Regions from separate parts of the Homo sapiens genome. Here region 1 is linked to region 2. The links are chromatin loops, found by intact Hi-C in ENCODE. Cell type or tissue: IMR-90. All regions are shown on one strand.

What was found. Hi-C counts contacts between places; a loop is a spot of excess contacts. Peaks named below come from ENCODE experiments on the same cell type or tissue, not always from the same donor. Only the 100,000 strongest peaks of a DNase experiment are listed, where the experiment ranks them.
Region 1: it touches region 2 in a loop (16-fold over the local background); 28 of 110 quality-filtered maps call a loop at or near these places.

What each region holds. Positions count from the first base shown.
Region 1 is chr12:5,018,399-5,026,398 of GRCh38, reverse strand. LOC100507560 (a long non-coding RNA gene) reads right to left here. Exons shown (of 7, transcript NR_187676.1): 2 at 7,357-7,538; 3 at 4,557-4,711; 4 at 3,705-3,908; 5 at 2,778-2,875; 6 at 2,494-2,607; 7 at 805-1,305. Among named protein-coding and RNA genes, the nearest start is that of KCNA5, 21 kb to the left of the region's middle. In IMR-90, a CTCF peak has its summit at 3,757 (motif pointing left); no DNase peak of the experiment used is centred here; H3K27me3 peaks cover 2,793 bases.
Region 2 is chr12:5,439,452-5,447,451 of GRCh38, reverse strand. The region is part of intron 1 of NTF3 (neurotrophin 3); the gene reads right to left. Among named protein-coding and RNA genes, the nearest start is that of NTF3, 11 kb to the right of the region's middle. In IMR-90, a CTCF peak has its summit at 4,850 (motif pointing right); DNase peaks (open chromatin) are centred at 4,861 and 5,801; H3K27ac peaks cover 493 bases.

The sequences.
Region 1 (8,000 bases), 420 kb after region 2:
CACTGCATAACCTTCAGCAATTCTTTAATTTTCTTGACTATTGAGGCATGGCAAAATAAGAACTTACCTAGAGATGAAAAACAGCCGAAGGGCAATTATAAAGGAGAAAAGTCATCATACTGGAGACATAGAGACAGCTCCCAGGCAAACTGCTTTCAAGAAACCCATCCTATTCTGGGTTTGAACAGCTCAGCCAATATTTGCTTCTGCCATAGTATCTCAGTCATATATTCCCCTTTGCTGGTCCTCAGTTTCCCTCTCTGTGAAGAAGATGGGTGTGCCCCATTTCTCCTTTTTTCCCATTTATTTTTGGAAGCTCTTAGTGGAACATGTATTCGGAGATTTCTCAGTGGGCTTCCATGTCTCCCATCAGAACAGGAGAATTATTGATCCCAGTGGCTTTTATTTGCCAATGTGGCACTTTCAGAGACTTACAGAAGAGGCAGGCAAACAACACAAATGGAGAGAAACCCAAATGGAAACATGCATGTATATTTGAAAACAAGTATTCAGACATGTGCACATGGCCCTCTCCCACTCCCCAGGCACATACACAGAATCACACAACTCTATGAATACACATGCAGGCAGTTGTGAGTAGACAAAAATATATGCAGGGCTAACTATTTACACAGCTACACCTGAAATCAAACAGACCCACACCCACTCTTGAATATTCTCCGTCACAATTTCCCACTATAGGGTTAGAGATCAAGCGAACCTTGACCTCTTTCCTACTCCCAGCCCTCTTCTTCACCAAGGTTATGACGGCAGTCATGGGATCCAAGGATCCAAACACACACGTTTATTGAGATGTTTATTGAAATTCCAGGTGTGGGGAACATCAAGAATAAGAGAGTCCCTCCCGTGAGGGGCTTAGGTCTAGTAGAGGAAGGAGATGCACACAAAGCTACAAAGTCACATGAGAAGTGCTCTAACTGAAGTGAGCACAGGAAATTGGACCTATTTGTTTGATCCTGAGATCTGGACAGAAGGCAATCCTCCTCCTTCCTTCAGAGGATACAATGGAGACCCAGAGCAATCTGCTCAGCACCAGTAAGCTGGAAGCCATGCTGCCTTCCACCCAATTCTCTGTGGGGATGCTGTGCTGGTTTCAGTCCCTGGGTCCTGCTCCTAGTTCAGCCTCTCTTGCTTGCTTCTCAGATGTGTCTGGTGGTAGAAGTTGAGGAAGAGAACGAGGAGGCTGAGGGCTTACAGGAGCACAGATGTGTTGAACCCAACAGGGAAGGGGCACTCAGTGAGGAGACTGTAGGAAGAGGGGGCAGCAGTGGCCACAAACTGACCCTGGGCAAAAGAAAGCATGAGAAGAAAGAGAAGGGAGAGCAGTCAGTTTTTTCCACCCCATGATCCCAAGAATCTTCTTGACCCTTCTCCTGGTCGTGGTTTCCCCAATTCCCCCATCCAGCCATGTCATGGTGGCCCTGATGATAAACTCAGTCTATCCAGAGCCCCGTATGGGACACTTTAGGCTGTCATCACCATCTGGGGGGCAGTGGTTCTCCCAAAACTGCAAGACATCCAGGCACCTGGAGGGTGCAATCGGTGATCACAGACTCACAGGATATTAATGCTTAGAGGTCATCTGGCTGAGGCCCTCATTTTATAGATAATGACATTGAGACCTGAGCATGGAAGCCATTTGCTCAAAGTCCCACACTGTGCCAGTGAGTTAGGGTTAGTTCCAGGATCTGATGAGATGGCTACCGAGGCCCTTGCAAGTTAGGAAGCTAAGGAAGATCTAAGGATGAGAGGGCTTGTTTATGGGCAGATGCCAAGTCACTGGTATAGAGTGACAAGCCAAGAATAGAACCAAGGGTTCAGCCAAGGCCCCTGGAGCCAATGAGATCTCCTTACCAGCTGTAGGGTGGTAAGATATCATTTCCACCAGAAGCAGGGCCACATAGAAGGCCACAACCTGGCCAGTCCATGAAGACATGGACCAAAGAATTAAGCATCCCTATGAAGAAGGCTGCAGAGTGGGGTGTGGGGAGATAAAGGAAAATAAGTGGAGCTGGGCTTAGCTGTGGTGTGGGAGTTCTCTTTGATGTTTCAATCCTCCAAGCTGCAGAGAGCACCTCTGCAATCTCCACAGAGAATCCCTGGAAAGACCTTATCCTGCAGAGGTCCGGCATGAGCCATCTGAGATCGTGATGATGGAGGGCTGGAGTTATTGAGATGCTCAATGAGAATGTTTCTACTACCTTTGTGTTCTCTGGGCTGATGGCTATGAGCATCTCCCAGCAGCCACCTCCCCATCCCAGAGAGGGGTAGCCCGAGAGCTCTGAGGAGCCACAGGGACAAATGGGAGCAGAGGCCTGGTCTCATGACCTCAGGGAAGGGAAAAGTTAGAGACCAGCCATGATATTCCAGGGATGCAGGTCTCCTGAGCTGGGACTCAGCCCAGCAGACCAGCCCAGCAGACCTGCCTTACTAGGGCCTGGAGCAGGGCCGTCCACGGCGCGCATCACTTACCTGGCTGCCTGCTACATATTTGACTCCAGCCCACCCATCACAGGGCATGGTGCCATGGTGGTAGAGATGCAGGAAGGTGGGCTGCTCTGGCTTCATTCATAAAGTAAAGAACACCTGGAGAGGAGGAAGAGATGGCATCAACTCTGGAGGTCTCCTTTCTCCAGACTTCTCCAGGGGCCTCAACTACCCCTTAGAGTGGGATATGGTAATTCTACCTGTTTTACTGAAGAAGAGAGTAAAACTAAAGGGAAATAACAACAGTCAAACACCAATTTATGACCTACTGTGTGCTTTAATTGAAGCTTTTGAAATTCAAACCCTCGCAGGATCTAAGGTCTCAAAGTGTGAAAGCTTCAGGTGGTCTTCTAGATGCTGGGCAGGGCTGTGTGGTGGGAAGAGGAGGGAAGAGAACACTATTCTACTTTATGTGTATAAAATAATCACTTAAATACCACATAATTGTGTGCAGTTTATACTTCTACTACTTCCATTTTTCAAGAAAAAAAAAAAAAAAAAAAACAGAGGCACAGAAAGGTTAAGTAACTTGCCCAAAGGCACACAACTAGTAGGTGGCCAAACTGGGATCAGAACAGTCTGGCTTCAGAGACTGGGTTCTTTCCAATGTCCGATCCTTGCCCCCCAGGCCACCGGGGTAAGAGTTCAGGTGTTGAACAGTCAGCCCAAATCCGGACACCCACACAACACATTCCCACGTGATCTTTGCTCAGATCATTTTGGCAAGAGACTGAGAAGAAAGAGTACCCTCTTTTCATCACCAACCACACCAACATTATGCTCTTGCCCCACCCTGCTTAATCCCACAAGCTCCCTGGCCTCACCAGCAAGGTTTCTTCTCATTAACATGGAAGGATGGCTTTTGCCGTTGGATGACCCTTGCTATATCATGTCAGTTTTAAAATTTGTTTAATTTTCCATTTTAATTTTACCTGGAACCTGGATACTAATGGGGCAAATGCCTACTCCTACTTCTGTTGATAGAAAGCAGGGACCAGGGGAGCCGGCAGAGAGGGATGCTACCTCAGTGGCTGAGCATCCTCCCTCAGCCAGGTACTGGACCAAGGCTTTACTCTGAAATTAGTCTCTGGCATGGCTGCCTGGGCAAACCTAGAGAGCATTCTTGCTGGCAGAGTCAGACACCACCCCAGATTTGGCTGACGGATATACAGGAGCCCATGGGTCCGGGATCTTACCTGTCAAGCAATTCAACGTCCTTTGGAAAGAGGCACCAGCAGCACACGCTCGCCATCTGCTGGGCAGGAAGGGGAAGTTCCATCAGACTGCAGTCCGGCTGGTGCCACGGCTTGGCCCACCTGGGCTGGGTTCAGCCCCAAATCCTCACTGTTCTACGCACCGCTGATTCCACAGTGCCTACCTTCCTGTCTCCAGGAAGATGCCTGTTCGCACAGGAAAGAAGGGGAGAAGCTACTGGAGTGACCACAGAAGGACTCTCCAAATGTGCCCCAGCCCAGAACCTTGGAATCTAATGAGCATGTGGGCATCTTGTTCGTTGAAAAGAAGATTCTTAATCAGTGTGCCTGGGGTGGAGCACAGATTCTGCATTTCCAACAAGCTCCCAAATGATGCTGCTGGCCCAAGGATCATACTTTGAGTCACAGGACATGAGCCCATCACCAACATCCAGTGACTCAACATCCATATCAGCTGGTGAGAAGCCTTAGCTACCTGGAGACAGGCTTCAGCTAGAGTCTTTTGTTCTGCTTCCAGTTGAAACAGAGAACAGCTAACAGTGATGAAATCACTACCACCTAGCTACCGCTCAGTGTGTGCCGGCCCCTGTGCTAAACACTTTCATATATTATCTATCATATATTATCTGATTCCGTCTTCCTTCAATCATTTCGCTTTATAAAATAGGTATTATTATCTCAATCTTATAGATAAGAAAATTGAGTCCCAGAAGAGTTAGGTGTGCCACCCAGAGTCACACAGCAAGTAACTGGCAGAGCTGAGATCCAAATTGATGTTATCTGACTCCAAAACTAGCTAGTCCCCTGCCTCTCATCAAAAGGCTCAGGTGATACCTCCTTGACCTCCGATTGTTATGAAGTTGTTCCTCCTAACCCTCTCCAGGCTTGCTTCCTGCTCCCTGCCATACCCTCATTCCATGCTTTCTCCATCTGTAGTCCACTGGCTGGCAGAAGTAGCTGCAGTTAGCCAGCAGCGGGGTGACCATGACCTGAGAGGAAAAGGAAAGAGGAAAAGACCAAGTCATAAAGCCTGCTGCCACCATGGTGAGCCCCGACTGGCTCGGGCTCCTGAACACCAACACCCCAATGCAACCTCTGCTGACACTTGGTCAACAACTGCTAAAAAGAAACTCCATGGGGTGGCGAGGTTAGAGGCGGCAACTTGCATATATCTTGCTGGTCTCTAATTTTTTAATGTGAGCAAATATAGGCTACAACCCTACCCCGGGTGCCTACTATGCATGAAAGCCTGAGGTGGGTGCTGGAGACACCAAGGTGGTCCATACGCCAGCCCTGCCCTAAGGAGCTCAAAGCCTGGCTGAGAATGTAGAAAAAAATCCTAACCTTACAGGTTGGTGCTAGAGGAAGAGTAGAAAATAGCAGGTGTTCCAGGAGTCGGATCAAAGAATGAGGCGGCTTTGGGCAGACAGAGGGGAGGGAGTGGGAGTTTCATGCCAGGACAAGAGTATGTGGTACCTGGACCTGAGGGGCTAACTAGGAGATCAGCGGGACTGGTGCGGAGGCTCTGACCAAAGGAGAAGCTGGCCACAGAATTGGAGAGACAGAATTGTGAATAAAGGGTCTTGAAGCCTGTTGTAAGGAGCTTGAATTTTATCATTTATTGATTTATTTGACAATAATGTGTTGAAAGGTACAAAGCATTTCTCCATGCTGGGCACTGTTCTGAGCACTGGATCTCATTGATAAAACCAAACAGATACAAATCCCTACCTTGGGGGACATGGCATTCTGGCCATATATGCAAAAGGACCTACTGAGGTTTCTGAGCAGGAAGCTGACTGTGGGCGTGGCAGAGTTTTCAAGGGACTGGGGTGGCAGGAGAATGCCTGGTTGCCATAATTAAATGACAAATTCTCTAGGGCATGCCTCACGTCTCATGAGTTATTGGCAGCCCTCATGTGCTACCAGACAGTACGCTGGGTCTGTCTGTAAACGGATAAATAAGACAGAGGCCTTGCCTTTGAAGTACTTGCCATTTGGGAGGGGAGAAAGACACATACGAAAGTGGTGACACAGTTGGAGAAAGACACAGTCAGTGGGGGGTCAGTATATCCTTAATAAGCTCCTAAGGTGGGGGAGGTGTCTGCGGGGTTTGTCAATTCCTATGGTGTAAATACTGCCACCAGGGTGGAGGGACTTCAAGTTATTTCGCACAAAGTCACTGAACATGAATTTGCGGGGAGACCCACACCTGGTGCTCACCCGCGGGTAGAGTGGCTCCAGCCCACCTCAGAAAGTCCAGGACTGTACCCAGAGCTGGGAATGGCTAAGCAAGGAAACAAATAACCTGGCCGTAGAGGAGTCAGGGACCGCTTCCTGTGAGGCGACAACTGACCTGAATCTAAAGGATGTGCAGGAGTTTGTCAGGAGATTGGGGGACAAGAGCAATTCTGGCAGAAAATCAGTGATGTGCCCAGGCCTGAGGACTTGCTGAGCATGGCTGTGTGGGCTGGCGAGCAGGCCTGTGCTGGATGAGGGTGGTGTGCAAGGCTGCTGAGAGCATATAGAGGGAGACGAGGCGGAGTGGAAGACAAGGCCAGAGAGGACTCTAGAGGGCTTCATGTGTCCATGAAGGGGGTTCAGCCTCAGCCTCTGCGGGATGGGAAGCATCAGAGGCTCCTAGCAGGCAGTGGAACCATCCTCCCTGTGCTTGGGGTAGATTATTGTCAGTAGGGTGGAGGATGCACTGTAGCTCAGCAATAAGAAAGGAAGAGACGAAGAGGAGTTGGAAGAGATGGGGCTGTCCGGACCTGCTTCTTCTGTCTCCTCCCTGCTAACTCACCAACAGGTGGAAGAGATGGAGGAGGAGGCTGCAAGCTGTTCAGTCAGGGTGCCTGGTTTGCACTCTGCCTCTGTGCCTTGCCACCTGCTAAGTTACTTAACCCCTCTGTGCCTCAAACAGTGCTATCATGAGGATTAGATGAGCCAATCCTCATAAAGTGTCGACACCAATTCCTTGCCTGTAATCAACATGGAAACACATCTGTGATGATCATTACCACCTGTGAAAAGCTTTTCCTGACATCCTCACCCCTGGACCAGAGACCAGGTTACTGCCCCATCCTGCCTGCCCTTGGTGCGTGATACATCCTCTCTGTTGCCCACTCAACACACTGCATTGCAACTGCCTGTGTCCACACCTGTCTCCCCTCTAGACTGTGAGCCTCTGGAGGGCAGGGGGGCCTTATCCAACAGGGATTCTGCAGGCCAAACACAGCCTGGCACGAAGCATATATTTGATATACACCTGCTGAATGACTGTTTACAAGGTCTGAAAGGAATACCAGATTTGGGGATCAGAAAACCAGGCAGAGATGAACAGAGCCCAGGTGGAAACAGGAGACTGGGGATCCACATGAGGTGGGAGGGATAAGGAATTCCACTCTGGCTTGCCACTGACCTGTACTCTCTCATGTGAGGAAATGAAGAGTGAAAGTTTGCAACAGGGATTGAGCAGCCAACGATGGCACAGAATCCCAGCTCCTGCATGTGACCCCATCAAAAAGGCTTTTCAATTTTCTATGTAGGAATATCATGGTTCTACTTATCCCTTGGTCAGCCCTCCAAAAAAAGATCCTAGAACTCTCCAGGAACCCCAGCCCACCAGCCTTACCTCCCAGAGGCACCCTAGGAGAACCACCAGGCCCAGGTTGTAGGCAGTGAGGGCTGTGCCAGCCCCAGAGGCTCCTGTTGGGACACGAAGCAAGGCCTGACGCCACCAGGAGAAGATAGAAGACAAGGAGGAGGGTGGCAGGGAGTGGCAATGCACCAGGAGCCAAGAATCCATCCTCAAGCCTAGACAAGCAGAGGAGAAGTGATCACCGGGCCAGCCACACTGCCCATTCACCCCCAGTCCCTCCCCACAGGAACTCCCAAGGTCTTGTTCATCCAGCCCTTGTTCCCAAAAAGCCTGACACAGAGGCTGGCTGAGGAAACAAATGAAAGCTCCCACTGGATGGCATTGTCTCCTGCCTCTGCTTTCTAAGGCCCAGGTGTATTTATTCCAGAGCTTTTCCAGGGCACTGGCCATTGTGAGCACCTATAAGTAGAAGCAAGATTTGGGTCTTGTTCAAACCACCAACTCATCTACTTTCCTTTCCCCTCCTCAGTAACACAGTTGACTGAGAGTCCACAAACCGAAGTTCCTCAGTCTCTCCCATAGGACCCCCAGCTATGGGGTTGCCCCAGTACTCCTGCCTTTAGACACTGGATCACCACCTTCCATGCACTTTGGGGAGCCTCCATCGGCCACAACTT
Region 2 (8,000 bases):
AGGCAGAAATAGCCTGAAGAACATTTTTCCTTAAATGTGCATAATCCCACAGGGGAATTATTGAAGGATCACTCTTAACTCCTCCTTCAGTCATTGTACCTAACAGTCCTTAATACGATAGTAAACTTTTTACTCAATTCACGCTTTCTTGCAAACATGTTCTAGATTAGACTTTGAAAAACAATAAATTGCCCAGTGTCCATACATAAATGCTTCTGTTCATCACTCTTCTCCCTCCTGGAAATATTACTGTCCTTTAATCAAAAACCAAAAGCTATAGCTGAAGGTGATGCTGTATATTTGGGGTGGGATGGGGTGATGGTGGCAGGTACACACAGCCAAGAGAGACTTACTTACATGACAGACACAGAGATAGGCCTGTGTTTTCCTGCTTCCACTGCTCTCGGCAGGGCTTGTCTCTGTGATGTACAGTTCAGGTAGCAGTACTTGGTGCAGAAGAAGCCTGTCTCCACCCCGCTGCCCACCTCTGCAGATCATAGTTGTCTCACTACCTGGCCTGCTCTCTTCGGCTACCATCCGGTTCTCGCATCAGGTCGGCGTGGCTCATTCCAAGCATTATGTTGCTAAACTACACGTAGGTCACTCAGCAGTCTGGAGAATCCCAAGTCCAAAGCTCTTACCGAAGCATGCACTTAGCAATGGGTGCTAGACATCCGGCTCCAGCATGCCTGACAGCATACATAGTAATATCTTTTGCAAAAGTTGTAAATGAGAAACCCAGGGATTGCAATGATTCCATATGGTCCACTCTACAATTTGGGAATATATGGTTGGAAACTTAACTTTTTCAGGTCTTGATTTTTTTAGCCTCCTTCTCTGAACCTCTACTCCCTGGCTGTCCTGCAAGCCATGGCTTCCTAACAGGGAAATGGCAAGGAAGAGAACTACTATTTTCTCAATATAAAGGCCTGTTGGTTAAAGCATGTCCTCAGGTTGGGCCTCCTGGAAGGACCAGCCCAAGATTGCTGAATCCCACAGAACAGAGGGGATAGGCGCTTTCCTTCCCATTGAGCCATCAGTGCCAGAAATCAGCAGCCCTGATCATAGCTAACCCTAGAGGAGGGTATCTGGCTGATATGCAAATTACTGGGGAGAACCAGTGTAGGAAGTCTGATCATTCCAAGATCACAAACCACTTTGCATTATGAATGCATTATGCAAACTGTGCCCTCAAGTCTGGTATAATATCTGCCTCTGTGAGTTGTTGTGCCCTCAAGCCTGGTATAATATCTGCCTCTGTGAGTTGTTGGGGGAACTAAGGAGATGACACATATAAATAGGTGCCTGTAAGCCTGGTATATCTGCCTGGTATAATATCTGGTTCTGGGAGCTGTCAGGGGAACTACGATGACACATATAAATAGGTGTCTGCACCCTGTTACTGCCCTATGGATGCTGGTCTTTCTCCCTGCTGTTCCCCATCATTCATCCTCAATACACCCTTCAGCAGATGAGAGACGGTGAGTGCTTCAGAATCTGCTAAGAACCTGTCTTATCCTCCTAGCGTCCAATTTCTCAGGCAAATGCTGGATTTTTAGGGGATAGGAGGCCTTAGCCCATATTAGTTGAACATCCTTAGAAGAACTTCCTTAACTAAGTGAGGAGTTCTCAGCAAACTGAGGTGAGGATGGGACAGATATCATGGCAAAGCCGCCAAAAGGCAGGGAGGAGAGCAGAGTAGATTAGCAGTGTCAGCTAGTGGTTCTCAACGTGGCTGCACATTGCATTCACCTCGTGAGCTTCTGTCCCAACCCTAGACATTCAAATTTAATTGGCCTGAATGACATCCTGAGCAATCACTGTTAGCAAAAGTTAAAAGATCTCAAAATGCAAAGTGAGATTGGAATAGTCAGGACATGGGAGAGCAAAGACACTAGAGGTCCTCTTTGGCTCCCTTTGGCTTTGCCAAGGAGTATTCACACTCCCCAAGCAACTGGATGGCATGCCGGCTGTCCATCTGGGTCTCTGCCGCACACACTTTCCTTATACATGCTAAGCAATGTGGCCTTGAAAGAAATTATCCAGATATCCACTACTGACAAAAAAAATGTTCAGTAGCACTTGGTAATTTTCAGGAGACTTTAAAACTTTAAACACACACACACACACACACACACACACACACACACATACACACACACATCATTTAATCCAAGGAATCATCTATGGGTGGATCTGACGTCCAGAAATCTGGGACCCCTTCATATGCCCAAGAAACTTTATCATCTGTCCCTATTCCACGATGAGCCTATGAAAAGGTCTTCCATGCAAGCAGCCCTCTCTGGAGCAAGTCAATGCCACAGTTTCAGATTTTCTGGGATGTAATTTCAAAAGCCATCTTCTTTTTTGATCCTGAATGAAATCAAATTAGGATGGAAATGCATAGAAGAGGGAAAAAGTTTCAGAAGTCCTCCCCACTATCAACCACCCTAAAATATCAGATATTTTAATCCATGTGTCCAGAGACATTCTAATCAATGCATTACTCCCTGGCCTCCCAGGCTGAGATAATCGCCCCTGGAGCCAGTACTGGTCAAAGTAACCAGAGATCAAATCAGGCTTGCTGCGTTCCCTCTGCATCTCATGCATTCGTTTGCTCATTCATTAATTCTTCCATCAATCCAACCATCAGCCATTCCTTTCTTCATTGAACAACTCTTTATTCAGAGCCACACTGCAGCCGGAGGGATCTTTTTAAAAACAAAAGCTTAATTGTGCCCTCAGAGTTTTCCATAGTTCCCATGCCCCTGGGAAAAAAAAAGTAAGCTCCCAGTTGGCTCCCGCCCACCTCTCCACCATACTGGATATGGGATATATGGGATGTTCTCTGTTCATCCCCTCCCTGGGCTTCTTTCAGTTCTTTAAGTCCCTGCTTTCTCTCACCTTGGGGTCTCCTCCCACGGAACTTCTCTACCTGTAACTCTCCTCTACCCCATCTCCTCCTACTTTCACCAGTGATTACAAAACACATCTCAGGTCACCAGGAAGTTTCCTAGTTACTTCCCAGGGTTGTTTGGCTCCATATCTGTTGCTGGGGACTCCTGCTCTCTCTCCACATTTGTTGGTTTGGGGAGAATCTCCCTTTTATCTCTGCCCCAGCCCCTGCTCACGCTCTCTTTCTGTGGACAACAGTCACAGACATCAGCATACCACAGGAAAACACATAATCGACAATTGGAACATTTCTCCTATTCCTCAACATATTTTTTTGTCTTTGTCCAAAAGCTGACCGTCTCTAATGGTTCTATCCTTGACTGTGCCTCTGTCGAGCAGTCCCCAAAAGAATTAAGGAGACTTGCTGTAGACAGACAGTAACTTTATACAGCTGCCCCAAAAGAAGATGTAAACATGGAAGAGGGAACGGGAAGATGTATTCTTGATTCAGACAAGAGCCAAAAAGTAAAAGGGAAATGTCAGAGGATTACAGTGACGAGCTGAGGTCTCTCAACCTGTAACCCAATCCAAATTCAACTTGATTTCCTAGACATGCTAATAGACCACAGTCTAAAATATCTTTCTCTCTTGTACTCTCTCTCGCCTCTCCTCTCTCCCTTTCTTTTTTTTTCTCTCTCTCTCATGCACACACACACATCAAAAGGCAAGAATATGCAATAAACACCCTGGAGGTTTCCTTGGTGGTGGTTTAAATGCTAAGAAAGACAGAGAAAAAGAGACAAGGAGTAAAAGAGCTATAGAAAACAATCTTTTCCTCATTTTAATCCACAGCTACCAAAAGTCTCAAATACTCAAAGAAAACCTCCATAAAAACAATCATGGAATGAATTCTAATGTGAAGGAATCTTAGATTTGAGCTATGAACAATGCTAGAATACTAATACAATTTCTTTTGGGGTAGCTATCTTGGACGCAAAGCACCATGCACATATATTTTTGGAAGGAAAGTCCAGGAAAGCTCTGGAGAGGAGTGGCATGCAGAGGTTGCATGGAACATTTCCCCCCTTTGTATTTTAACAGCACCCAAAACTCCCCTGGGGAAATTCTCTCTCTCCTGCTGCATGTGGGGTCATCAGCACAGGGCCCTGCATCCAGGTATCCTTCCTGCATGGGATCCAATTGACTCTATTGCTCTTGACAAGCTGGAAACCAGGAAACCACCTCCCACTGCATCCAAGAGTGGTACATGATGCAGGGTCGGGGATGGGGGGGCCCTTACATGACAAGAAGACCAACAGCCTTGCTTTGAGGATGCGGAACCCAAGGCCCTGGGTCACAGGGCAGGACTGCCAGAAGCTGGACTAGACCTCAGGCCCTCCAGGTTCCTGAGTTTCCAGTTCATAGCCTGTCCCACAACATCGCGCAGCTCTTAGAAGCCTCTTCCTAAACACTGGGATTGCTAAAAGGAGACCCATATTGGTCTTTCCCAAATCCCCCAGCCTATAAGGGCTCCTCCTTCCTCCAAACTCCCAAAACCTCTGTAGTCCCTACCACCCAGATGCCTCTTACCAAATATCTACTGCCACATCCTGTAGTCTGCTTCTCTGCAAATCTACACTGTATTCGCAAGTAGACTGCAAGGCTGTTGAAGGTAAGGCCTTGCTTTGTATCTCTTGGTATCCCACACGGCACCTCGCACAGCGGCTAGCAAGACTCAGTGGCAGCAGAGTGGCCCCTTACAATAATACTTTGTAAACAGATACGGAAACCATCTGACAGATGTGCTATGTTTTTTGAAGGCTCCCTTCTAAATTCTAAAAAAATTACTAAATAGGACTCCACGTCTGTTTCTCCTGGTGTCCGGATCTATTAAAAACAGGATGAGAAAAAATAAATGCCTCCTTGAGCAGGAGGGACTCAGGACAGAAGTGGACAGTAGATGGCAGTCTGTTCCTGTGTCAGAAGTGGTCACAGAGACAATACATGCTGTATAATTAGAAAGGAAGTAGAAGCACAGCTTAGGGGCCTGAGGTGGACTCACCCCCACCATGCCACGAGCAGGGATACTTCTGAGAAGTACCCTGGTGAGCATGCACACCTACACCTCCCCAAGCCCCAACACCTGTACAACATGCGTGTTCCCCCGACTCTCCCCACAAGGACCAAGGGCTCCCATCACAATGGTCTCTGAGCATCCATCACCCTAGCCCTGGGAATTCAGGGACAAGAAAACCACTGTCATGTGGAAGCGGAGACCATTCCTGGACCCTCCAGCTTGCTCCTGAACCAAGAGGATTCTCAATCATGGTTTGTACTAAAAAACAACACCTGAAGTGGGAACCCTGTATTCCATCTTCCTTGCTTCCCTTGTTCTCCCTGGAGCACTATGATTGTAACCTGACTGCCTCCTTCACCAGTTTCCAGACCCCAAGGCCAGCAGCACTACATTCATCTCTGCATCTTCCCCAACATTTAGCACGTGACCACCAACAGACTGCTTAATGAATAATCTGTACACGTGTGTTTTGAGTTGCTTTCCGAGTGTCTAACGAGGAGTTATCCTAATGCGTATGCAATGACACCCGATTCCCTGTGACCAAGAGCCCCAATTTGCAGGAGAACTAAGCAGGCTAAGATGTGGGGAAGAAAGGTCTCTAAAAGGGAGTAAGAACAGCCTTTTCTGGCCACCAAGCGCTGAGCATTCATGACCTTAGCCTTGGGACAGGCCAAAAGGGGGATAAAGGTAACACTGTTTTGAAGCCCTGGCAAGGTGCACTGCCTCTCTGAGCCAAGTTCCTGGCACTGTCAAATCGCTGCTGCACATTCTGAGCTCACAATGGCTGGTCACGCATTCATTCACTCAACACATTCCTGTGGCTGTCGCTATTCAAGGTGGGGGACACAAAAATGAAAACAACAGATCCCTTTCTCTGTGAAGTCACATTCTAGGAATGCAAATTAAACACAGGCTGCTAAGTGGCATCAGGAGGCTGGGAAGGGAGCCTTAGGCTCTCTGGGGAAATGCAGGGAGGCTTCCCAGGTTAAGCAAATATCCCAGGTTAAGCAATGATTTTAATATCATTGATGATGATGGAGGGGTAAGCATTTGAAGCACAATATTTGTACAGAATATATCCTCCAATGCTATCTCCGATTCAAGAATAAACGTATCACTTGTACAGAACATTTCCCTCTATATTTAGGCCATTTGAGGTATCCCCTTCTCCATCCACGCATTTGTCCAGATTTTTCTACTAGCTCCCAATTCTCACAATTTAATTAATGATAAGTCAAGAAAGACCTTAGAGATAATCAAAGTCAGTAGCTCTTAATAGATGAGGAAGTGAGACCTAGTGTGGTTCGAGGACTTCCCAAAATTGTAATTAGCCTCTGTTGGAGTTAGAGGCGGGGTCTGATCTCTCTGCAGAGTTTGGGATCTCTCTGATTTAGCTTATTGAATTCAGCTACCCACAGACAACTTTAATCCCACATAAACCTCTCGCATACTCCCAACTTCCAATCCAAGATCCGCCACGAATCTGGCAAGCTTGTTTCTTCAGTGCTTCATAAACATGCACTCATCCGTATGTTCAATGACTTATCTGGCATCACATAACTTAATTTCCTCCTCCACCCCCTCCAAATCACTCTATGTAAGTCCTCTAGGCCAGCAGGGTTACCTGAAAATCCCAGGCATGGGCCACAGTGTGGGGCCGAGGGAGCAGCGGAGTCATGGAAGATGTGATCTGTCACACTGGTAGGGTCCTTGTGACCCTCTAGTGAGTCCAACTCCTCCCTTTTCCAGGAAAAGAGGCCCACGGAGGGAAAGTGATTTGCTTAAAGTCACACAGCTAGTCTGGGCTCTCTGCAGGGAGACTGTGGCAAGCTATTTAAGGTAGCCAGGTGGGTGTTAGGAGGACTGGGCTTCTTCCCCACCATGGGACACACCTGTTGGGAAAGCAGGTGATTTCTAGAGCTGTGTCTTCCTCTTGAACCCAGTGGAAGTACCTTATGAACCATTAGAAGCAGGTCCTCTAGATGTGGGATGAAACTAATCTCAGATTGAGAACTTGAAACAAACTCCCTGAGGGATCACTTAGAGCCAGAGAAGGATATTTTTAAATGCTGGGGTCTTAGATCTAGAAACAGAGGGAAGGGGGAAGTAAATTGCAAGAACCTGGCTATCAGTTTTTAAAAGGCTATATACTCCATATGAAGAAAAAAATTATCACCCTACACATGAAAGGTTATTTTAAGCAAAGTAAATACATAATTTTTGAGTACCTATGGTCTAATAGGCATTAGGTTAGTGTTCAACATTTATTTGTACATGCAAATATGTTTAAGCAACAGAACAAAGTCACCTGTCCTTAACTGTCTTGATGATGTATATGTGGTAGTGATGGTGAGGAAATCAGTGGAGGAAGAAGGAATGAGCCTTTAGTCACAATCTTCAAACAGGGCAACATCCACCCCAAGAACCTGTTTGGCTTCTCTATTTCTGGTACTGCCCAGAGAATGGTGTGCAGTGGCAAATCCTCAGCTGGAGGGCTCTACAGCTGCTCTGCTCTGCATCAAACACAGCCTGGGGACCTCAGTCTTTAGCAGTGACCCCTGCCCCCCAACCTCCCAGCAAGAAACCTACCTTAACTTTGGCCCCAGTCTAAATGGTGTGAGTTCCCTAGCCTATCAAAGAAAGCCATCTTCCAAATTCTAAAGATACCTCATGCTCTCCATTCATATTCTTTTTCACTTTGATTCTGTGCAATTCCAGGACTCAAGAATGCTGGGACCTACCACCTCTCGTGGGCGTGTGGATCAAAACCAGATGTCCAGCTCCAATTTTATAGAGTTTACAAGGAGGCAATTGTGGCTTAAATCAATATCCGTATTCTGTAAGGGCAGGTTCCCTTGTCAACAGAACAAGAAGTAAAGGGAGAGGGCCAATGGAGGCTGAGACAGATCTGACACATGCTTGCCAGCAGGTGGCTAGAAAACCTAAACATTTGTCTTGCACATGACAAGGAGGCTTCCGGGGGCAGGGAGCAGGTTACCCTATGGGGTGACCAACTTTGCAGAAGAAG